3 separate regions of the Homo sapiens genome follow, and regions 1 and 2 are each linked to region 3. Evidence: chromatin loops called from intact Hi-C (ENCODE). Cell type or tissue: GM12878. All regions are shown on one strand. Region 1 overlaps KIDINS220 (kinase D interacting substrate 220). Region 2 overlaps LOC105373411 (a long non-coding RNA gene). Region 3 has its middle 59 kb from the start of LINC01814.

What was found. Peaks named below come from ENCODE experiments on the same cell type or tissue, not always from the same donor. Only the 100,000 strongest peaks of a DNase experiment are listed, where the experiment ranks them.
Region 1: it touches region 3 in a loop (4-fold over the local background); 4 of 110 quality-filtered maps call a loop at or near these places.
Region 2: a loop joins it to region 3, with 2.4 times the contacts of the local background. A loop is called at or near these places in 2 of 110 quality-filtered maps.

Annotation. Positions count from the first base shown.
Region 1 is chr2:8,757,305-8,765,304 of GRCh38, reverse strand. The region is part of intron 22 of KIDINS220 (kinase D interacting substrate 220); the gene reads left to right. It also overlaps the pseudogene LOC100216337. Among named protein-coding and RNA genes, the nearest start is that of KIDINS220, 76 kb to the left of the region's middle. In GM12878, a CTCF peak has its summit at 3,540 (motif pointing right); a DNase peak (open chromatin) is centred at 3,574.
Region 2 is chr2:8,601,775-8,609,774 of GRCh38, reverse strand. LOC105373411 (a long non-coding RNA gene) reads left to right here. Exons shown (of 3, transcript XR_001739274.1): 2 at 1,974-2,302. It also overlaps the pseudogene SNRPEP5. Among named protein-coding and RNA genes, the nearest start is that of LINC01814, 22 kb to the right of the region's middle. In GM12878, no CTCF peak of the experiment used is centred here; DNase peaks (open chromatin) are centred at 1,114, 2,828, 3,374 and 6,754; H3K27ac peaks cover 1,088 bases.
Region 3 is chr2:8,520,683-8,528,682 of GRCh38, reverse strand. No RefSeq gene overlaps it. Among named protein-coding and RNA genes, the nearest start is that of LINC01814, 59 kb to the left of the region's middle. RefSeq lists enhancers at 2,200-2,269, 2,280-2,339, 3,220-3,329, 3,380-3,449, silencers at 2,289-2,478, 7,579-7,638 and a cis regulatory region at 1,932-3,653. In GM12878, a CTCF peak has its summit at 3,048 (motif pointing left); DNase peaks (open chromatin) are centred at 2,612, 2,932 and 7,634; H3K4me3 peaks cover 1,064 bases; H3K27ac peaks cover 4,353 bases.

The DNA.
Region 1 (8,000 bases), 240 kb before region 3:
TTAGAATAATAATGATTTTGACTTATAGATAGTATAAAGTGCAAATGATGGTCTGTGCATATCAAATTGGGCTCTAAAGACAAAAGGATATAATTGGTCAAAACCTGTATTCAGGCACCAGGTTTCTGCTGGAGTTCGCAGTGTCCTCAGCCTGGCTCCGGCTCCTTCTCCCTCTTACTGTTTACTTTTCATGTGCTCTTCTCTTTGGCCCATCCCACCTCCTTCTTCTGGTCTCATCTTAAATATTACTGCCTTAGGAAGCCTTTTGTTACCAAGCCCCCCCATCCTTCGAGGCTTTATTAGATGAGTCCTTTATGTACTAGTGTGTTCTTTCATAACACTGGCCATAGTTACCTTCTTATACATATTTGCATTGCTATTTCTTTAATATTTGTCTCCTGAATGAGACTATACACTTCATGAACTGTAACTTTCTTAAACATTGCTGAATTTTTTTGCTTCTAGACAAGTGATCAGTATTTAGGCAGTAGTGGGTATTTCTGAAAGAATAAAGAAATCTGATGATAACTTTTGGATTGAGGAAGGCATGAATTGGGGAGGTGGTAGATGAGAAGCCTCACTTTATCTTGAAGAGAATACCGTCCATCCAGATACTTCATTCTTTAGGCTTAAATATGGGTAAAATGTTTCTTTTGTTATATACCAGTATATCCCTGGGCCGGACACATAGTAGCTTCTCAGTACACATTGACTGAATGATGACTGTATATTTCACCTAACACTTGGCGGCTTCTGCCTTATGTCAGGTGATGCTAAAATCACAGCAATGTTTTTGAAGGCATTCCCTGTAACTCTGAGTTCAGCTGCATTTCTAAGGTTTCTTACATTCATAATCCATTTATGAATGCCATGGTCTGGTGGAGTTGCTCTGTGTTTTTTAAAATTTTTATTTCAATAGCTTTTGGAGTACAAGTGGTTTTTTGTTGCATGGATGAATTATTTAGTGGTGTATTCTGAGATTTAGTGCACCCATTATCCAAGTAGTGTGGATTGTACCCAATATGTAGTTTTTTTTCCCTAGCCTTCCTCCCATCCTGTCCCTTCTGAGTCTCTAAAGTCTATTATTTTATTCTGTATGCCTTTGCTTACTCATAACTTGGCTCCCACTTATAAGTAAGAACATATGGTTGTTGGTTTTCCACTCTTGTTTTACTTCACTTAGAATAATGGCCTCAAGCTCCATCCAAGTTGCTGCAAAATATGTTATTTTGTTCCTTTTAATGGCTGAGTAGTATTCCATGGTGTATATAAACCACATTTTCTTTATCCACTCATTAGTCAGTGGGTACTTAGGTTGGTTCCACATCTTTGCAATTGTGAATTGTGCTGCTATAAACATATATGTGCAAGTGTCTTTTTCATATAATGACTCTTTTCCCTTTGGGTAGATACCTAGTGATGGGCTTGCTGGATCAAATGGTGGATCTGCATTTAGCTCTTTGAGGAAATCTCCATACTGTTTTCCATAGAGGTTGTACTAATTTACATTCTGGTGGAGTTGCTTTGGATTGACTACTTCTAGACAGGTTCCTCTCACTTCAGAGTCTTCTTAGAGACTCAGTTTCTTCTTAGAGACTTGTTGTCAGAATTGTTTTTAAAAGGCCATGTACTTAGATGACTCCAGTTCTGTTGTGCTAAACATTTTAATTGTGTTCATTTATTAAACAAATATTTATAGAATTTATTATATGCAGGGCACAGTCTAATAAAAGTAGTAGCTAATATATTATGTGAGCCCTCATTCTGTCCCATGCATTGGATTAAGCACTTTACCTAGCTTATCACATTTAATGCAGGTTGCATATCCCTAATCTGAAAATCTGAAATCTGAAATGCCCCCAAATCTGAAACTGAGTGCCGACGTGATGTTCAAAGGAAATGCTCACTGGAGCATTTGGGATTTTGGATTTTTGGATTAGGGATGCTCAGCTGGTACTGCCGAAACTCCCAAATCTGAAACACTTCTAGTCCCAAGCATTTCAGATAAGGAATACTCAACCTGTACTTCTAACCCTAAGAGGCAGAGAGCAGGAGTTACCTAAGACCTCACAGCTGTAACTGCGCTTCCCCAAGTCTGTTTCTTGGGGCCAGGAGCCTGTCCTCTGTAGCTGCCAGCTAGGCAGTGGGTCTGAGATACCAGAAATATAGAACTAAATATTTTAATTTCCAGATAGATTTTAACTTTTCATTGATATATCTATGAGTATTTAGAATAACTTATTAGGGTATCAATGGGAATGTTATAGCAGATAGAAATTTTTCTGCAGTGTTGAATTTATCTTTTCTGTTGAAAAACGCGAACAACTTAGCAACATATAAAATCTCAAATAAATGCTTTATTTAGTTCTAATTGTGTCTAGTAACTGTGCTAGGTTTTGTGTGGAAAGCTTTAAAAAATCACTTCTGATATTTAGCACTTAAACATCTGGTACATCTGTTTGTTTAAGCCTTTATACCATTTCTATGTCTACTATATGGCTATAATTTTTTTTAGGTAACTTTTTCAATAGGTTTTCTTTTCTTTTCTTCTTTTTTGTTTTTCTTTGAGATGGGGTCTCGCTCTGTCGCCCAGCCTGGAGTGCAGTGGCGCGATCTCGGCTCACTGCAAGCTCCGCCTCCTGGGTTCACGCCATTCTCCTGCCTCAGCCTCCTGAGTAACTGGGACTACAGGCGCCCACCACCATGCCCGGCTAATTTTTTTTGTATTTTTAATAGAGACGGGGTTTCACTGTGTTAGCCAGGATGGTCTCGATCTCCTGACCTCGTGATCTACCCGCCTCAGCCTCCCAAAGTGCTGGGATTACAGGCATGAGCCACCGTGCCCAGCCAATAGGTTTTCTTTTACTTTTGATTTTGAATGTATTTTCTCAGACTTTACTCTCATAATGCCATTTTCAGTGTTTAATGCAAACGTAGAATGAAGAAAAAATATTAAGTGTTCCAAAGTCATGTGTTTCTAACGTCAACATGAAAAACTCAGGTATATTAACCCAGATCTTCATTATCCAAAACCCTTATTGTACGAGTTATCTTAAAAGATTTAACATTGAAAAAGTATATAGAACATTCCAAAGTTCTACAGTGTTTGGAATTGTTGGAAACTAATACCAAAGACAATTTCTTGAAATATATGTTTTAATATGTAAGAAATACATGTTTAATATGTAAAAAAAATTATTACTTGTGCAGGTTTACAGTTTATTTTATAATATAGTAAGAGCATTATGTATAGTTATATTTTTCAAACAAGTCTGATTATTAAAGAATTCAATTTACCAAAAAAATTACATATGCCTTGACAGATCAAGTAGCCAACTTTTTCCAGAAGTTGATTTTTCCAGTAAAGGTTTGTGATTTCAGAATTTCAAATCAAAATATTTAAAGACTTTTTAAAATACAAGAATAAACAAAAGTGATTTGTAACAAAAATGCTAGCTAATTCAAATGCTAAGAAAATGTCTAGCTGCTGGTGTAAAACCATGCTGCAGAAGTGGCTCCTGTTAGCAATATTCAAAAAGTCCACAAGATGGGAGCATTTCACTACAAACATTATTAGCATGTTTGGCCAAAAATAAGATGTAATACATTTTGCTTTCCCCTTCCATAGAAAAACAAGTCAGAATTTAATGAAAGGTTGAATTTCCTTTTTTGTTGTTGTTAAAAAAAAAAATGGCTTCAGGACATTTTTCAGCACTGAGAATCACGATCCTAGGCAAATGAATGGGTATCTATTCATATGACATAGTTTTTAAGTGTTGTACTACTTTTGTCTCCTCAAATTAGTTTAAATTAACTTTTGGGAAAATAGTGGCTATGAAAAAAGAGGAGCATAAAGAAATCGATCTGCTTACAAATTTGCATTTAGATATAAAAATATTAAATCCTAAACATTGTAGAACTTCAGTTCTATACTTTTTAAACATTAAATCTTTTAAGAGAACTTGCATAATAAAGATTTTGCCTTAATCTGAAACATATTCATAGATCTACTTTGAGTTCAGAGCCTCCTTTCTCTATGCCTGTCATTCAGTTTTATTATCAAACATTTGCGTTCTATATATGATTAATGTAATACACTTTTAGATTTCTTAAAGACGACAATTGCATGGACAATTCATCACTTGGTAGCAACTTATGATATTGCTAGTGATGCCTAAAACAGCTATGAAAATTTGATCTCATGTACTTTTGTCGGAACATTTTAAAATATCAAGTATAAACTCTTGATGCCAAAAAGCAGGCTTTGCTTTTTAATGATAGACACTATTTTCACATGGAGTCAGTTATGAATTATTTTGCCTCTCTTACCACTTTACTAAAGTCTTCTCTCATTACCCTAGCTGAAAGTATTGCTTTGTCACCTGAATTACTAATATCTGATTACTTGCATGGTTGTAACTGGGTAAATATCATGCAGTAATACACTATTTTTTAGACTTGTACTCCCAGTGGAAGCCTGTCTCCAGATCTTATGCAAAAGTCCAATAAATGAAGCAGAATTAATACAAGTTTATTGATTCAAATTATAACATTTCCTAACAAATTCAGTTAGTGAGAAAAATGAGCTATTCTGAAGAATATTAAAATTGGAGAATTGTGGACAACTGTTACAATCCTAAATTGGTTTAAACATTTATTTATTTCTCTAATTAGTTTTGGGACTGTAACATTAAGAAAGTCCTAAATCATGAGTAGACAGAAATGTTACCGGTGTTTAAACTTTCTTTGTGATGACAGGATGTTTTCATTTAATCTGATCTAGAAACTTGAAAGATTGATTGGGAATATTGTTTTATAGGTGAATCACCAATAGTATCTTGGAGTTGTTCACATTTCTTATAATTATTTGAAGTGTTCTCTGCTTCTCTGACTAGGTGAAAGTCATGTCATGCAATTTTTAAATCATTTTTACAGTCTTTGCTCAGGCTTCTAGGCTGTTGTGTAGTGTACTGGTTTGCATAATTTTGTAAACAAAAAAGTGCTGATCTGGATTCTGAAAAAATGATGAAGGAAATTAAATATGTGCATGAAGATGGAGGAGAAGCTTTATTTCAGTCTGCAAAAAACTGAAACTAAAAGAAAAACCCAGGATGACTTATGAGCACAGCTTATTTGTTGATCTTCTTCAATTTGTTAAAATGTAATATGTAACAGCATTCTTTTCTATTATAGTTTTAAGGAGTTAAAAACGTGTAAGTCATTACCTGAGGGATTTTGAGCCATGTCTGTGGCTCCTGTTTGAACTGGTGCAGTGAGCAGTCAGCAGCTTTTGAAGCAGTCAGGAGCAGGTACCCGCTCTGCTGCTATGTCTGTGGTGGTGTTGCATCCATTGCTTACCTCTCTGAGCCTCAGTTTCCTCATGTTAAAAATGGAAATAATAAATACCTTATGGGATGCAGAGAGAGAAGTTAGATAAACTAGGTAAAGCACCTGCCTCAGAGAATGGCAGACAGTAGGTATTCAGCCACTTCGTTCTTCTTAAAATTCCCTCTCAATTCTTCATAACTTTTAAATATAGTTTCCCTGTTAGAGTTTATATAAGAAGAGGGATACAGAGCCCCTAAATGTACCTTCCTCAGAACATTCGACGTCGTAGACATGAATGAAGACAGTGCCTTACCAGTATTGTACTTGAACCTAGGCAGATACCCCTTTTGAGTTTTTATCTTTTACCCTCCCTGGTTGTTGATTGTTTTTTCATCCATCTAGTTGCCAGAATTGCAGCCTTAAAGCCAAAGAGAGTTTTTGTATATGATGACATTCTACTGAGTTTAAGGGTTTTTTTAATCCTTTAAATTACATGCGTACAAGTTTCCTTCCTTCATATAAAAACATAATCTTGGGCCCTGATGTTCTGGCCAAATAGGTCATCTTGGAGATATACACCCTCGGTGGGAAATAGTTTTTGTTTAATGTCGAGTAAACTCTTCTAGTAAGTGAAATAATAACTTTGTTTAGCTCTGCCAATGGTTTCCAGGGCAGCTTATACAAGTGCTTTTATGGTTTGCACTATTTAACCCTAATCACACCGTCCTTAAACACATAAGTCAAACACATTAGATACTTGCAAATGTCTTCTTTTAAACCAGAAATAGACAAACACACTTGAAGAAGGCATGCCATGATGATCTATTTGGCCTGCAGAATATATAAGCACTTCGTTGTTTCCTAGTGTAGTTACTCAATAAGATGCCTAAAATGCAAACTTACTTTTGTAGACCTTGAAAAGTGAGTGTCAGTGAGAACACCTGGCACTGTTCGCATTGTTGTCTTGAGAATATTCTGTGACCACCACACGAGCATAGATGCCTCTTTTCTCTTCTGGCAAGTTCTTTTCTCTGTTGAGAGTTGTTGTGTACTTAATGCAGTCTTCTGCATGTGGACAGCTTCAGCTCTTAGTACTTTTATTACTTTGGCTGTGGCAGACAAAGTGTCTACTTTCTGACCCCCTAAGCTAATGTTCTTTCCAACATGGTAGGAAAGGTGACTCATGGAATAGTTATGAAAATACTTTTACAAGAATATTAGGAATGATTAAAACTTATGGGATGCAGCAAAGGCAGTACTCAGAGGGAAATTTATGGCTGTAAATGCGTACATTAAAAAAAGAGAAAGATATTAAATTAACACCCTAACCTAACACCTCGAGGAGCTAGAAAAAGAAGAGCAAATTAAACTCCAAGCTAGCAGAAGGAAGGAAATAATAAAGGTTAGAGTGGAGAGACATAAAACAGAGAACAGAATAACAATAGAAAAAAAGCAATGAAACCAGAAGTATTTTCCTTGAAAATACCAGCAAATTGACAGATCCAGTGTGGAAGTCCAGGCTCAGAGGCAGATCCAAAGGCCAAGGTGAGCAGAGGTGCCTCGAGTTGGAGTTGCTGCTGAGACCAGGATCTGTTCCTGAGGATTGGTGAGGGTGAACAGGGCTTAATCATGGTAGATTTTTCTCAAGTATTTTTTCCAGTGTGTTTGGAACCTGGGAAGTGAGGATTTTAATTTGGGGATTACATAGACAGGAAAAACCACAATTTTATGCAGATTACAGGTTGGAAAAGTCATTACTAACATTCCTATCATCAGATTTAATGTTGAGACGGCAACTTATAAAAGCCATACAGGGCTGGGCGCAGTGGCTCACGCCTGTAATCCCAGTACTTTAGCAGGCCGATGCAGGCAGATCACCTGAGGTCAGGAGTTCGAGACCAGCCTGGCCAGCATGGTGAAACCTCGTCTCTACTAAAAATACAAAAATTAGCCAGGCGTGGTGGCTGGTGCCTGCACTCCCAGCTACTCAGGAGGCTGAGGCAGGAGAATTGCTTGATCCCAGGAGGCAGGGGTTGCAGTGAGCCGAGATTGCACCACTGCACTCCAGCCTGGGCAACAAGAGTGAAACTCCATCTTAAAAACAAAACCAACAAAGAAAACATACAGAATTCCAAGTCCAGGATTTAGGAGGACAGAGCCATACTGAAGATGTTATTATTCAAACACAGATGCTGTGGAGCAGACAGTTGTGACCGAGACCGAATTGGCATTTCCAAGTCAGTGTTAGTTGCCATGTTGATGGAGAGCTGAGAAAAGCCATTTTAATGGCATTTGCAAATAAGCAGGACATGGAACAGGCCATGACTCCCTCAGAGATGCACATTCACTTGGGTTATCTGCCTCGAAGGACTGAAAATGGCAAATATTCAAAACTTCAGCAACCAGAGGTACTGGCCTTCATGAGACAACGGAATGGGTAGTTGAAACATTAAAGAGCAAACAACAGTACAGTCACTTCTGCTCCTCTGAAATGAAGACGGCCTCACATATCCCTTTGGAAACAATCAAGTGTGCTTCTCATGACTAAAGGTTAAAGCTGTAAGACTGTTGGCATTTACTGAACTGACTGTGACATTAGTAATAAATATAAAAAATAGATATTTAGTTGAAAGGGTAATTCATCTTGATTGAGCCAATTGTGTTCTATGTTG
Region 2 (8,000 bases), 81 kb before region 3:
TCAGGCTGGGCCTTGAAGGGGGAGGAGAGGCGTCTCCTTTTTCAGCCGACTTGCCTCTCCAGCTGCATACCACACTTGTCCTATCAGCATGGCATTCTGCATGTGGTTTTTGTCACGAGGAGAGGCAGTCAGGAATTTGCACTTTGATCTTCCCCCCAGAGGTGGATATCTTCCCAGGACAAAGGGCAGGGAAACAAATTCCAAACGCATGTGACCTTGGAACACCTGTTTAAGGCTCTTGCTTAAATGGTGACAATTGGAGGTGAATGTGGCAAAATCATTAAAATTAATATAGGACATCAACCTCAACAACAAGTGAGAAGGGGGTGCCCACCGATCCTGAAATGTTGGCACTGCCCAAAGAGCTGGTGATACTCAGCACAAGGCTGGGGGCCAAGAATGTCCCCCCAAATCATTCTCAAGGGGTCTATAACCTGCAAGTGGTAAGCGTGGAGAAGGCAGCGAGTAGAGTAGAGTACAGTAGAGTAGAGTAGAGTAGAGTAGGGTAGTAGAGTAGAGCGGACACCAGCTTTGGAAGCAGATGCATCCAGTTTTAAATCTTGTTCTGAGACTGACTGACTGACTGTTAGGGATTGAATTGTGCCCCCGCCCTCAGCTTTCTATGTTGACATCCTAACTCCAAATGTGGTGATATTTGGAGACGGGTTTCTGGGAGGTAATTGGAGTCAAATGAAATCATAGGGGAGAGGTCCTAATCCAGTGGGATTGGTGGCCTTATAAAAAGAGGGAGAGAGGGATTTGGCTGTTTCTCTCTGCCACGTGAGGACACAGTAAGAAAGTGGCATCTGTGAGTAAGGAAGAGAGCCCTCACCAGACACTGAATTTGCTGGCACTGGAACTGAGAGGAAATGAAGTTGTGATGTTCAAGGCATCCAGGCTGTGATATTTCGTGATGGCAGCCCAGGTTGACTAAGACAGTGACTTAAATTATTCAACCTCAAATGCTTCTCAACAACCTCATGATGTAAAATGAAGATTATAACACGGACCTCAAAGTGATGATAAAATTCAGTGAAACAATATCTGTAAGAGGATCGGCTCCTTGTAGACACACCAGCATTCTGTTTTCATCTGTGAGCTTCAACCACCAAAGCCACATTGTATTCATTGTAGTTCCCCAGGGCCTCACACAGACGAAGTTCTCAGTGAGTGGTGGTTGGATGAAGAAATAATAAATGATGGATGGGTAAGTGTGCACAGCCTCTGCTCTGAGTGCCACTCTCATTTGACCCACCGCCCTGGCCATACTGCTCACTCAGGGGGTTTTTCCTGCAACTTCCAACCTGAGTCATTTGATCACTCCACCGCTATCCACTCTCAGACCAGGACAGAGGGCCAGTGTTGGTGGAAGATGCCTTTGGAGTGATGTGATTAATTTCAGTCAATCATGATACTGGCTTTGGGGTTTTTTTTTTTTAAAATTACTTTTGAAATAGGGCCCTAGGATGGAAGAGCTTCCATCCTGGCAGCCCTGGAGCTCCTGGCAGCAATTCCCGCTCATGTGCCCTGAGTACTCAGGGCCCCACCGCTAGCCATCAAAGAATCGAGATGAAGGCTGGGTCCTTCTGGCTTTAATATCTGGGTGTTTCCCCCACATTGAGCTGTCGCCCCTCCCCCCCCCATATCTCTCTGCTACAACTCTCAGTTCAATCCTGAGGCCGCAAGCCCCTAGACCCTCAGCCACGAGGTATCATCATCTGCCTGCTGTTTGCGAACTCCTCAACCAGGACTTAGAAGTGCTGAATACTTTAAATGGTAAATCATCTTGATTGCTATAAAAAATGGGTTTGGCCAAGATGTGGGGCCTTCTCTGTAGCCAGCTGTGTCCTCAGTTTCCCTCCAGAATTACACGACGTCATAGTTTCAACAAGCATTTCACAGTGGAATGAGTGGTTTGTGGCCGGCAGAGTCAGAGGAGTTGAATTTATGATGGCATTTTTTTTTCTTTACAGGAAATAAAGGAAAAGAATGTCTTGCTAAATCAACAAAGCTGCTGTATCATTGTTCATTTGGCCAGGCAATTCCTCATGGGACCAGTAATAAGCTTCAGCTCGGCCAAACCCATTTTTGATAGCAATCAAGATGATTTACCATTTAAAGTATTCAGCACTTCTAAGACCTGGTTGAGGAGTTCACGAACAGCAGGCAGAGCTGGGCAGAAGAGATCAAGACAGACGGGACCTCAGCGATCATGGGTTCCAGCCTTTTCCTTTCACAGGTGAGGACACTGAGGATGCCTGGGAGAAGGAACTTGCTGGAGGTCCCTGCGAGGGTGTCTGAGGTGAGGCTCATCCCCGTGCTCTGTTCATCATTGCCGCCCGAGTCCCTTCTCAAAGCCCTTTGCGGGTGATTCCTATGCAAGGTGCAATTGCCGGTGGGGCTTGAGCAGGTCCTTCCTTGGGAAACACGAGGAAGGGCTAAACAGGGAGAGAGAGGATCCCACGCTTGGCATCTGCAAGGTGGGAGGAGAAACGTGGAGAAAGCAATTGCCATGTGCCTTTGTCGCCGTGAGGCTCAAAAACCTGGACTCACCCGGCTAGGAATTTCTCTCTTAAAATAAAATGGATTTGCTTTGTGCTTTACGGGGATTCCCTTAAAGCGTTTCTCATCTTAATCCTGGGGAGGAAGTGGTACTCAGTATTTTGTTTGTGGGCAACAGAGAATTTAACTTTCTGGGCCTAAGTGACAGACTCAGAGACGAAGATGAAGGTTGGAATTTGGTGTCTTTTAATCTCTACCCCCTGGTTTCATCTGTTCTCAGTGTCCCTGAAGCAATGGCCTAGACAGGGTTGATGTATTCATGAATCTGAGGGACTTTCACGTGAACTTGAGGCAGGCTTGGTCTGCATGCTGCTTTGTAGCATAAAGCTTGGACCTGTGTGCAAAGTGACAGTGCAACGAGTTTCAGCCCATCCCAAGAGAGAACACAGGCCTTTAGAGCTGCCTGTGGGGCGCTGACTGGTGTCATGCCCGGGTGGTCCAAGGTCTGCAGGACCCTCTACCAAGGGCACTTCTTGGACAGGGCTCCTGACTGTCTCTCCCACCTCTGATCTTCCCCCTGTCATCTTGGTGTTAAGATGACTGGAGCAAGGGCTTCGCTCCTGGGACTCATTCTGGGTTAAACTGAAGGGAGAGTGAGTTAGAACCCAGCGCCTTAGGGAGAAGCAGATGTCGTCTACCTGCACAGACTCTGTTTCCCCTCATCTGAAGAAGCCTCAGTCCTCCACATGTTATCACCTTCTCTAGGGCCCAGGCCCAGTGGAAGCTTTTACGGGGAGGTTTCAGAGCACAGTTTCAACCAAGAGCAAACATGTAGTAGCTTCAGGGTTTCAGAAAGCTGATTTTCTGCCCACAGCACAGTTTCGGGCCTCCTGAGAATGCTTTTCTTGGACACAGTGATCTTTGGTACAAAGAAGGGCAGAGAGGAAATGGCGTGTGGATGAAGAACTGTGCCTGTTTTAGTGACTGGCGGGACATATAGGCGACTGTAGCTGCCACACTTTGTGCCTATGAATTACTCAAGCCGGGACTTTAGGTTTATGATAAATAATAATAATAATTCAGGTTTGACCGTTCCTATTTGGGTGTAAATAGAAATCTCTGATTAGGTAGTAGAGTATTTGAACCTATAGTTTGATTTGAATTCTTCAAGCAATGTGATTTTTCTCCCTAAATCAACACACTATCTGAAATCCCCCTATGAACATTGCCTTTTGTTATGAAATGCAAGGAGAAAGCACTCAGCTTGTTCTCTAAGTTCATCTTAATGTTTTTCTTGTGACTGTCTGTAGGAAATTCAAAAGTTCTAGGAGATAGAGTCCCTGTAAATCACTGTTTGGGTTTAAAATGACCTGTAAATAATGACTCATCACAATGTACTCGTAAGTATAGTTAGCATCACTTAACGACGGGGATCCGTTCTCAGAAATGCATCATTAGGTGATGCCATGGTGAGGCCGTCCCAGAGCAGTCACACACACCTTTGGCAGAGCCCGCTACACACCTGGGCTATGTGGTGTAGCCTATTGCTCCTTGTCTTCAAACCCGAACAGCATGTCACTTTGCTGAATACTTTAGGCAATTGTCACACAATGGTATGAATAAGTGTTTATATAAATATAGAAAAGGTCCAGTAAGAATATGGCATAAAAGATGAAAACCTAGTACACCCATCTAGGATGCTTACCGTGAATGGAGCTTGCAGGACTGGAAGTTGCTTTGGGTGAGTGAGTGAGTGAGTGGTGAGTGAGTGTGAAGGCTTAGATATTAGTGTACATTCCTGTAGACTTTGTAAACACTGTACACTTCAGCTATGTTAAATTTATAAAAAAAAATTTCTTGCTTCAATAATAAATTAACCTTAGCTTATTGTAACATTTTTACTTAATAAACTTTCTATTTTTTCAACTTTTTGACTTTTTTGTAATAACAGCTTAAAACACAGACACAATGTACAGCTCTACAAAAATATTTTATATCCTTATTCTATACGTTTTTTTTCTATTTAAAAATTTTTAAAAATTTGACTTTTTTGTTAAAAGCTAAAACACACACACATTATCCTAGGCCCACCCAGGGTCAGGATCATTAATATCACTGTCTTGCATCTCCACATCTTGTCCCACTGGAAGGTCTTCAGGGGCAGAAACACACATGGAGCTGTCATCTGGTATGATAGCAATGCCTTCCTCTGAAATATCTCCTGATGGACCTGCCTGGGGCTGTTTTATAGTTAACTTTTGCTTTTTAATAAGTAGAAGGAGGCAGGGTGCGGTGGCTCAGGCCTGTAATCCCAGCACTTTGGGAGGCCGAGGCGGGTGGATCACCTGAGGTCAGGAGTTTGAGACCAACTTGGCCAACCTGGTGAAACCCTTTCTCTAGTAAAAACACAAAAATTAGCTGGGCGTGGTGGCGGGTGCCTAAAATCCCAGCTGCTTGGGAGGCTGAGGCAGGAGAATCGCTTGAACCTGGGAGGCAGAGGTTGCAGGGAGCCGAGATTGCACCACTGCCCTCCAGTCTGGGTGACAGAGCGAGGCTCCGTCTCAAAAAAAAAAAAAAAAAGGTGGAAGCAGTATACTCTAAAATAACGATAAAACATATAGTAAGTACATAAATTAGTACAACATACTATATTATGATAATAGTCATTTATTATCATTATCAAGTATTATGTACTATTCACAATTCTATGTGCTAGATTTTTATACAACTGGTAGCGCAGTAGGTTTGTTTACATTAAACACGTGAGTAATGTGTTGGGTTAATGCCATGATGACAGCTATAGCATCACCACCAGGAGACAGGAACTTTTCAGCTTCATTATAATCTCATTGGATGGCCATGGTACATGTGGTCTGACATTGACTGAAGTACTGTTATGTGGTGCATTATTGTATATATTTGCCATAATTTAAAAATTGAGATATGATTCATATGTCATAAAATTCACCTCTTTAAAAAGTACAGCCCAGTGGTTTTTAGTATATTCACAAAGGTGTGCAGTCATCAGCACTATCTAATTCAAGGACATTTTTGCTGCCTCAAAAAGAAACCCGGAAACCCATTAGCATTCACTTCCCATTCCCTCTTCCCCCAGCCTCTGGCAACCACTGATCATCTACTTTCTGTCTTTACGGATTTGCCGTATTTCCTACAAATGAAAGAGTATAATGCACACCTTTAGTGTCTGGCTTCTTGCACTGAGCATAATGTTTCCATGATTTGTTTATGTTGTAGCATGCGTTAATTATTCTTTCTTTTTATTGGCAAATAATATTCCATGGTATAGATATGGATATATCATGTTTTATTTATTAACTCATCAGTTAGTGGACTTTTGGGTTGCTTCTCTTTTTTATTTTTATTAATTTTTAGACAGAGTCTCACTCTGGTCCCCAGGCTGGAGTGCATGGGCGCCATCTTGGCTCACTGCAACCTCTGCCTCCCAGGTTCAAGCGATTCTCCTGCCTCAGCCTCCCAAGCATCTTGGATTACAGGTGCCCACCACCAAGCCCGGCTAATTTTTGTGTTTTTAGTAGAGGTGGGGGGGTTCATCATGTTGGCCGGGCTGGTCTCAAACTCCTGACCTCAGGTGATCCACCACCTTGGCCTTCCAAAATGCTAGGATTACAGGCGTGAGCCACCACGCCCAGCCCTCCTTCCCTTTTTGACTGTTATAAATCATGCTGTCATAAACATTCTTGTACCAAATTTTGGGAGGACATATGTTTTCTTTTTTCTTTCTTTTTTTTTTTTAGTACAAACAATCCCACAGCATTTATTGCCATCTTGTAATAACATAAGGGTAATCAAAACAATATGAATAAATGTTCATATTGGACATCTAAAAACAAACTGTATCCTTCTCAACAATTTCTCACTTCATTGATCATTTCTAGTTGGAGACACTTTGCAGCAGAGGAATATTATCTCCTTTTAGCATGAGCCGACCCAGTTGTTTTCTTGACTTTGTTTTAGAATGAATCTCTTCGCATAATCTAATACAAGGTTCATATACTCATCAAAACCAATGATACAGCCTTCTATCCTCATATTCACTTGCTCATAGAGCTACACTTGAATCCGTGATCTATTTTGTAAGTATCTGAAGATGAGGTTGATGGGCTGCACCATAACCCTTTGCACTTTCTGGCCCTGGCCATGGTACACCATGGTGGAATTTCACAAGAGGAGGACATATGTTTTCAGTTCTCTTGGGTACATACCTAGCAGTGGAATTGCTGAGTCAAATGGTAACATTATGTTTAACTTTTTGAGGAACTGCTAAACTGGTTTGGTAAGTGGCTGCATCATTTTCCGTTCTCACTAGAAATGCAGGAGGGATCTAGTTTCTCCACATCTTCCTTAACTAAACTTGTCAGACAATTACAAGATAGACCATATCTTTCTTTCTTTAAGTGGTCCTAACGGGTGTGAAGGGGTATCTCCTTGTGGTTTTTGCTTTATATTCCTTTAATAACTAATGACGGTGGGCATTTATTCATGCACTTGTTGACTGTTTGTACAGCTTTGGAACCATGTCTATTCAAATCCTTTGCCCATTTTTGAATTGGATTTGTTGTCTTTTTATTGTTGAATTTTAAGAGTTCTTTATAGATTTGGGATATTAGGCCCTTATCAGAAATATGATTTGAAAAAATTTTCTTCCATGTCTTTTCTCTTTCCAGTTTATCTAATATTTTTTCTTTAGTTGTCACATGTCTGTTGTTTCCTAATCCAAGGTTATAAAGATTTACAACTATGTTTTCTTTCAAAAATTTTATAGTTTTAGCTCTTAACCCTTGGATATTTTTATTCTTAAATTATCAGGCTCAGCTCTGGAACACTTTTTCCATTTTGAATTAACATTTATTATATATAAAAGAAAAATATTAAGGAATTAAAATTAAAAATATATACCTTTTAAAAAACAGAAACTAATCTTTAAAATCGATTTTGTAATTTACTTCATTTAATATATCAGAAACATTTTCTGATGTCATTATTCTCCTACAACATAAGTTTGATTGGTAGCACAATATTCCATTGTTTGGGTATCTATTATTTTTTAAATCCCTTATTATTGGACATTTATGCTATTCCCATTTAGAAAATAGTAGCAGTACAGCAATGAGTGCATGATAATTTTCTCAGAATAAATTGTCAAAAATGTTTTTAAAGGAATAAACCCCATTTCCAGCATCCTAGTAAAGCATGTGTACAAGGGTTCCCTGAGAATTTTCTGGAATAAAGTGAAGGACAGTTAGATACAAAGGTAAATAAATGACTTTCATTTTGGGGGAGTGCCTTCTTGACCTTGTCCAATATTCAGATATTTTCTGTAAGTTATTTTCTTTGTTACTATACTTAGCATAATTACAATTTTAAATACTACATAATATTATATTGATTTGATGCAAGATAATTTACTTATGATGCCCAGATGTTAAATACTTAAGTTGCGTTTGACTTTATTTATT
Region 3 (8,000 bases):
ACGTTTCAGGTTTTGGCAGGTGAATACACATCGAGTGGACCGAGGATGTGCCGGAAACATGCTGGCCCTGGAGCGAGAAGGGCTCAGAAGACAGGGCCCTGTGTGTGGGTGGGTGGAGGTTTAAAACTGGACACAAGTCTGTATCATAGAACTGCCCCTGTGGGTGTGTTGTATTTGTGCGTGTTTGTGTGTACCTGTGTGTGTGTGTGTGTGTGTGTGTGTGTGTGTATGAGCATGGGTGTGGGGGACATTTTGCCCATTAGAGGGGATCCCTGGACTGATGGAAAGTAAGAGGAATAATGTCCTTTGATGAAAGGTCCGTCTCCTTGTGTGACCCATGTCCTTGGTGCACAGATGCTCACCGAATCTCCACTCTTGGATGGAGATGCGTGCTGGGGAGGCTTCTGCTTGCTGCTGTGTGGACTCTGGTAGATGCTGTCCCTCCAAAGGGCAATCTCTGATGGAAGGTGGAGGAGCAGGAGAAGGTCAGTGTGAAGCCTGGAGCTTCCAAAAGGGTAGGCAGAGAGGATAGCCTGTCATGCTGATTACTTCCAAGTAATGTAGCAGATCTGTAATTATAATATGAGGTCATCTTAATTTGAATGATGTAAAATAATGTCTAATTAGACACCATCTCATCTTTTAGAGACTTGCCATAGTTCAAATGGAAAACCTTTCAACTTCTTGGTGGTGAGCTTTGAAAATCTCATCCTCTCTCAAGTCTCTCTCTCCCCTTGCCAGCCCTGTAGTCACTGGCCTCCAGCGGCTTGCAGCCTGTGTACTGGCACTCCTTGGCTCGTCTGCCAGGCAGAGGGAGAGGCAGGGCTGGAGGTGGCCTCTGGAGGAGCCAGCAGGGATTTGGAGGCGGCCAGACTCCCCCCTTCTCTCAGGGAAACTCCTTTTCCTGGGAAAAAGTGTTATAGAGGATGGAAGACTCACATTAGGAACCAAGACACCTGGGCTTCAACCCGGGACAGCCTCCAAACCACAGACCCTCCTGTGAACACCCCGCCTCTCTGACCCTCGGACTCTTCATCTGTGACTTGGAACACAGGTGGTGCTAGTCTGCGAGAGGAGGTGAAGGAGGAAGGCTGGAATGGAGCAATGTTTCTTAACATTTTTGGAAGCCTCATTGCTCTTCAAGTTGGGCTGAAGGGTTTCGCTGCCAAAATCAAGTCATGACATTTCCCCCTGGCTTGTAGGAACAAGGACATCAAAAGCTACCAATGGCAAATGTCTCCATGTTCTCCACTTGCCATCTCGGGGGCCTGCAGCACACTCGGACCTTGCCAGGCTTCTCTGAGCACCCTGGGAGTCAGTCCACCCTGCTTGCCCCTTGTCACCTCCTGCCCAGATTGTACCGTTGGACTTTTCCACAAGTGGCCTCTGGCTGAGAGGATCTCAGCATCTCTGCTGGCCCTGCTCTTTCAGTCTGGCCTCTCCCCAAGTGTGACTGAGCCCCTCCCTGCGTCCCCAGGCAGCCATCTTCAACAGCTTTACTGAGGAGGATTACATCCCCTCCTGGAGCCTGCCTGCTGTGCCAACCTTTTAGAGGGTGCTGGTGGGGGTGTTTCCTCACTGCCTTGGGGGTGGGGAGCAGGGCCTGCTCTTCTGTTCCCTCCCCACCTTGTCTTCACTCCTGTCCCCTGTCTTGCCTTTTACATGTGAAGCAGAGCACCTAAAACCTCACACTGAGAAATCTGCATTTAGGGCAGTTCACCTTTTAGTGCTTCCCCCATATAACGGGAAATACTCAAATACTCCGGCCCACATCTGCATGAATTAAAAGGCTCATCTAAGAGAAAGTCTTTCCAGAGGACAGAGTTCTCTCTCAGAATGCAAAAAGTGGGTACATTTACCAAAAACAGGCTAATTGGTGATGCAAGTTGGCTAGGTCTCCCTCTGGAATAGAACGTTCTCCATTTTAAGTTTCTCTTTCATAAGTGTGTCAATTAAAAATTTAAAATCGTGTTAAAACACACGTAACATAAAAATGACCATCTTAACCATTTGTAAGTGTGCTGTTCAGAGGCATTAAGTTTCTCTTCTATAATTTTTAATACCTTGGGACTTGTTACCACCTGACGGACTGCTTTATTCTATGAGATCCTATTTTAAGTTGAATGTCTGTGCTTCTGGGTGTCCCACAGAGAGCACTGCTGCTCCTGGTGTGGGCGGTGGTGGTGGTGGTGGGGGGGTCATCTTGGAGACACTTCTGGAGCCCTTTGCAGCTGCCTCTTTGGGTTCTTCCCTGGTTTGATGTCGGCACAACATCCTCCACTTATTAGCCCTGTGACTTCAGACAAGTGTGTCAGTTTCCTTATCTGTAATATACAAACATTGAGCCTCTCCTGGGGGAGAGGAGACAAGGACCAGATAGATAATTATGTCCCGAGAGTAGCCAGCGTGCCCTGGCCCCAGGAAATGGCTTCTTGCTGTGACTGCCTGGGGTGGTCACAGCAGCTGCCTTAGCCAAGCAGGAAGTGGAGCGCAGGCCAGATCCTGTTAGAGCAGGTTGAAAACATGGAAGTGAGTCCAGCAAGGGAAACTGTGAAAACTAGCCAGGCCTGAAGCTGATCGCTGACCTCCTCCGTGGTAAAATCGATACGGACTATCCACTTCCCCTTTGTGCCTTGGCTTCGTAGGAAAGTCCCTGCAGGTGTGAGCTGAGAAGCACAAAGAAGGCTGGGAGATAGCAGCCCTGGAAAAATAATTCCACCTGTAAACACCTGTGTTAACAAGTGCTGTATTTGTGCAGCTATTTTCTTTTTCAAATACTGTTGACACACACCTATTCTCTTACCCTGCTCAGGTGTGTGTTGCATGGCATCTGGAGACCTGCTGGCCAGGGGCCAGCCTGCCTGTCTGAAATGCTTCCCTTCTCTGCCCAGCAACGTGGGGCGTGGGAGGCCACGGCTCTCTGCGGCTTGGCTGTAGCTTTAGCGCTGTTGGGCTGACGGCCTGGAGTTCAGCCAAGTCCCAATGAGCATGAGGTCTGAGACCTCAGTGAGACAGGAAGGACCAGCCTGGGGCCCCTTAGGGGACAGTGACCCCAGCTGGATGAAAGAGGACACCTGCTCTTTTCCTGGCTGGTTAGGGTCACTTTGCATTTTAACACCCAAGGGAAATTTGAACCCTTCCACCACCTGATCCCGCCAGCAGCGGCTGACCCAGGACAGGGGAGTGAGAGATGTCCAGGTTCCAACAAGGAGCCCTTCAGAGGTAATGCGGGGAGGGGCGGCAGTCCGTTCCATGCAGCTCTCCTGCAGCCTGAAGAGTTCCAGCATCCTTTCCCAGCTCCATCTTACTCCATGGAAGCCCTGTGCAATTAACTCCTGTCCTACCCTGGCCACTGGTTTCAACCCTAATGCACGGTAGAATCACCAGGGGATCTTGTCAAGGTCCTGATGCTCAGGCCGCAGGCCTAGGGATGCTTGTTCACTTCATCCCAGGCAGGGCCTTTGAAAAGTTTTGAAAATCTCCCCAACCAGTCTCATGGGTGGTCAGTTGGGAACGACTCCCCTAGCAAGATAGTGGGACATCTCATCTCGGTGTATTTATAAACTAGCAACCTTTGGTTTCGAACGGCTGTGCATTTACAGAAGCATTGCAAAGATAACGCAGAGGATTCCTGGACACACCTCACTGGTTTCCCCATTGTGACAGCTTGCATCTCCCTAGCACGTTCCTCACCACTAAGGAACTAACATTGGTTGGTTCTTTCAGCTAAGCGCCACGGTTTATGTGGATTGCACTAGTTTTTCCCTAAGGCCTTTTTCTGTCCCAAGATTCCCCTCTAGGATCCCACATTGCATTTGGTTGTCACATCTTGGTGGCCTCCTCTGGTCTATGACAGTTTCTCAGACTTTCCTTGTTTTGGATGACCTTGACAGCTGTCGTGAGGATTGGCCAGGTATTTTTGTAGAATGCCCTTCAGTTTGGGCTATCTGATATTTTTCTTATGGTTAGACCGCGGTTACGGGTTCTCGGGAGAAGCCCACAGAGGTGAAGTGCCATTTTTATCGTATGCAATCAAGGGTGCGTGCCTATCAACAGGACTGATCGCAGCCAATGACCTTGAGCTTCTGGCTGAGCTGTGTTTGTTGGGTTTCTCCCAGCAAAGTTCTCTCCTCCCCCACTCCTTTCTCAGACCTGCCCTTGGGAAGCAAGTCACCAAACACAGCCCACACCTGAGGGCAGGGAAAGTCATGCTCCACCTCTTCGAGAGGTGGGTAACTACATAAATTATTTGGAATTCTTCTTTAAGGGTGGATTGTCTCTTCTTCCTGTTATTTGTTCAATCATTTATTTATATCGATGTTGGCTCATAGGTACTTATTGTATTCTCTGGGTTATAATCCAATAGTAGTTTGTTGCTCATACTCTTCCAACTTTGGCCATTGGGAGCTTTTTCGGGATCTGGGTGCCCCCCCTCCTTTTTTTTTTTTTTTTTGAGACAGAGTCTTACTCTTGTGGCCCAGGTTGGAGTATAATGGTGAGATCATAGCTCACTGCAGCCTCCTCGAATTCCCAGGCTCAAGTGGTCCTCCCACCTCAGCATCCCTAGTAGGTGGGACTATAGGCATGTGCTACCATGCTTGCCTGATTTTTTTGATTTTATGTAGAGGAGAAGTCTCACTATGTTGCCCAGGCTGGTCTTGAACTCCTGAGCTCAAGTGATTTTCCTGCCTCAGCCTCCCAAAGTGCTGGGATTCCACGGGGCGTGAGCCTCATGCTTGGCCCCATTGTCCCTTTGATGTGCTCCCATCCATTGTTTTGTGAGCACTTCCTTGCTTAAGGAGATGGCTGAACACCTGCAAGATTCTGTTTTAGACACTATTTTCGCATTTTCATTGCTTAATAATAACCCTCCCTTTGGTGAATGCATACACTCTCTTCCTCTCTTACCCACAGTTTTCATTCTTGTCCTAGGAGTGGTGTCATGGGGATGTAAGCCTCCTTAGTAAAGCTGGGGCAGATGGAGTCCTGGATGGAGGGTTGTCTGGCTGGTTTGTACCCAAGCTCTGCTCCTCACCAGCTGTGTGATCTGGAGCTAGTTCCTTGACCTCTATCAACCTCCAATTTCTGATCAATGAAAAGGGAGCGATGCTACATATCTCAAAGGAGAGTTGGGAGCATAGGAGGAGGTGCTCAATGAAGGTGGCTTTAGTGTTTGTGTCCCTGGCCCTGTCACAAAGCAACTGGGTGACTTTTTTGACCTCTTTGGACCTCAGTTTTCTTATCTGTAAAATCAGAGGACTGGACCAGGTGGTCTCAGAGGACGCTGCCTTCTGGATGTTCCCTAAGACCTGGGTGTAGCTGGCTGGTGGGGATGAGTGAAGAGGAGTGAGCTGGAGGGGGAACTGCAGGCTGTGGCCTGGATGCAAGCAGCCTTGCGAATCTGCCAGCCAGAGAAGATGGCTTTTTGCCCTAGAAGACAGGATTTTACCCTGAAAATGTCACCTGCACATCTGTGCTGACAGCATTCCCCTGCGTGTTTCAGCTCTTAGCATGCCCTGGCTGGCTGGGCACAGGCTGGTGAGCATAAACCAGTCAGATCTGATGGAATGTTCCATGCATCTGCTTTCGCTGGTACATAAATCTGCATGCCTGTTTTGCGTGTTCTTAGATATCTGACCTCCATCTTGGTGTGTCCCTCTACCCAGCAATGGCATTTGTCAGCTTCTGGTGGCAAATGGGATTTTGGTTGGGCTGTGAGGTTGGGTTTCTGGTGTGAATTTCTGGGGTGGGTTGCAGGTGCTGAAACCAGGGCCAGAGCCTGGTTATAGGTGGGGTGTGGCTGCTTGTTCTGTTTCCTGTGGGAGCTTGCCTGGCAGTCGGCCTGATGTGGGCCTGTTCATCTGAACAGGAAGGGGCAGGTTCTGGAAAGGGGTGGATGGTGCAGGGCTGGGGAGCAGACCCAGGTGCTGGGGTGAGGTTGGGTGACAGCAGTGGGCTGCAGGGAGAGCCAGATGAGAGCAAGCCTTAGTTTCAGTCCCCGAGGAAGAAGCTCAAGGCCACTTACCCAAACTGAGATGTAGGTTAGGGGAACCCAAGGCTCTGGCCAAGGTAGTAGATGTCCTAGTGTTCAGGATGGGCAGCAGAGTGAGTAGAGAAAAAGGGGAATCAAGATGTGAGCCCTTGGCAATGGTGGGCCCAGGAGACCCAAGGAGGGTTCAGTGTGCCCAGTCCGTGGAGTGAGCAGGGGACAAAGACAGGGGCCAGGGGCGAGGTCTCTGGCCTGCCTCTTCCACAAATTACTGTACAGAGAGAAACAAGTGCACTAAGTTGTAGATACAGAGATGCTTCTTGTGGCCTTCGTTTTAGTAGGATAAAATTGGAAGCAACCAATAAAAATGTGCATTGGTAGGATGTCAGCTTTATTTATAATGTGTTCTGTGCAGCAGAAAACTGAAGCAGCTGAGAATGAGCTAGGCCTACGTGAATGGGTATGGGAAACATTGCAAAGGTGCATGCTGAGTGAAGAAAGCAAAGTGCAGGGCACTGTCCAGTCTGCACCCATTTGAAGAAAATTAAATTCACTAATGATGCTTCTATATTGTATCAATTAGGATGGGTTCTTCTATAAGTAACTGAAAACCTGACCAGCACTGGTTAAAACATTGAGCTTTATTTTTCTCATGGAACACCATGTATGGAGGTTAGCAGCCGGGGGTATGTGTTCATCCACTGAACAATGTCTTTAGAGATCTGGGTTCTTTCTCTTCTGCTGTGCCTTCATAAAATGTGTTGGCTTTTTATCCCGACACTCTTTACCCCATGGTCCCAAGATGGCTGCTGCAGCTCCAAATATCACACCCAAGCATGAGAAAAGAGGAAGGGGCTGGCCAATGCCAGGCACATTGTTTTTTCTTTTTAAATCTGGAAAGTAAGAGCTTCCTGGATGCCACCTGGCCCCTTGTCTCCCTGCCACAGGCTAACTCACCTGTGCATCTCATTGCCAGGATAGGGTCACGTACCCATCTCCTGCTGCAAGGAAGGCTGAAAAAGCAAAGATCTGGCTTTCTAAACATAATAGCAAGGAGGGAGAGTCTGAAAAATCTGTTAAATTAGCAGCTGTTGGTCCTGTGCATGTAATGGCCCCTCCTGTGCATGTGATGACTTGTTGGGAAGGGAACCTATAGGACTCTTGAAAGTGATTACCTCTGGGGCGTAGGGTATTGGATCTGACAACAGAACGTGGCTTCCTGTTTAATTATATATCTTTTTGTGCTCCGGCTTTTTTTTTTTAATCATGTATATATGACTTTCAATGAAAAAATTTATTTAAAAGTCTACTAAAGCATAATGAAATGAAAGCTGTGAAATATGCCAGACTGAGAGTTGATTCAGGAGACAGTGTCTAGGGCAAGCCCTGAGCTTCCTGTTTGCAGAGAGCAAGGCCACCTGTGGGGCTCCCCTGGCCCAGTCCATGGGCACATGGGCTGCAAGCCTGGGCAGTCTGGGCTGATGATGGGGTGGGGGAGGGAGACCCCGTCTCTGCTCCCTGGGTTTGCCCTAGAGTCTGGGCTAGGGCTGAGGGTAGGGGTGGGGCTTGCAGGGGCCCAGGGCCAGCCAGTCATAGGGAGAGGAGGATGTGGGGGAGGGAGCTGGGAAAAGCCTAGTTCCCCCATTTTGCAAGCACGTTCTTAGTGTTTGTGATTTTCTTGCTGCCTCATCTTTCAGAGGTTGACACTAACTCCTCAGGAAAATCCCTGCCTCTTCTACTATCGAGACTGATGTATGTTTCTGATTCTGCTAACCAACTGGACACGTGTTTTTGATGATACAACATGAAGCAGAAATGGGAAGATGATCTGAAATTACTTCTTAAATCAGATGACTGGGATGAATTCGGAAGAGAGCCAAGGAACATGGGATTTTGCTTTTCCTAAGAGTGATCTCACTTATGGTGGTTGAGGGGGTGATCTGTACCCCTGCACATGTGGATGGAGTCTAAAGAGGAGCAGAGGACAATTGTCCCAGCTAATACCACCCCA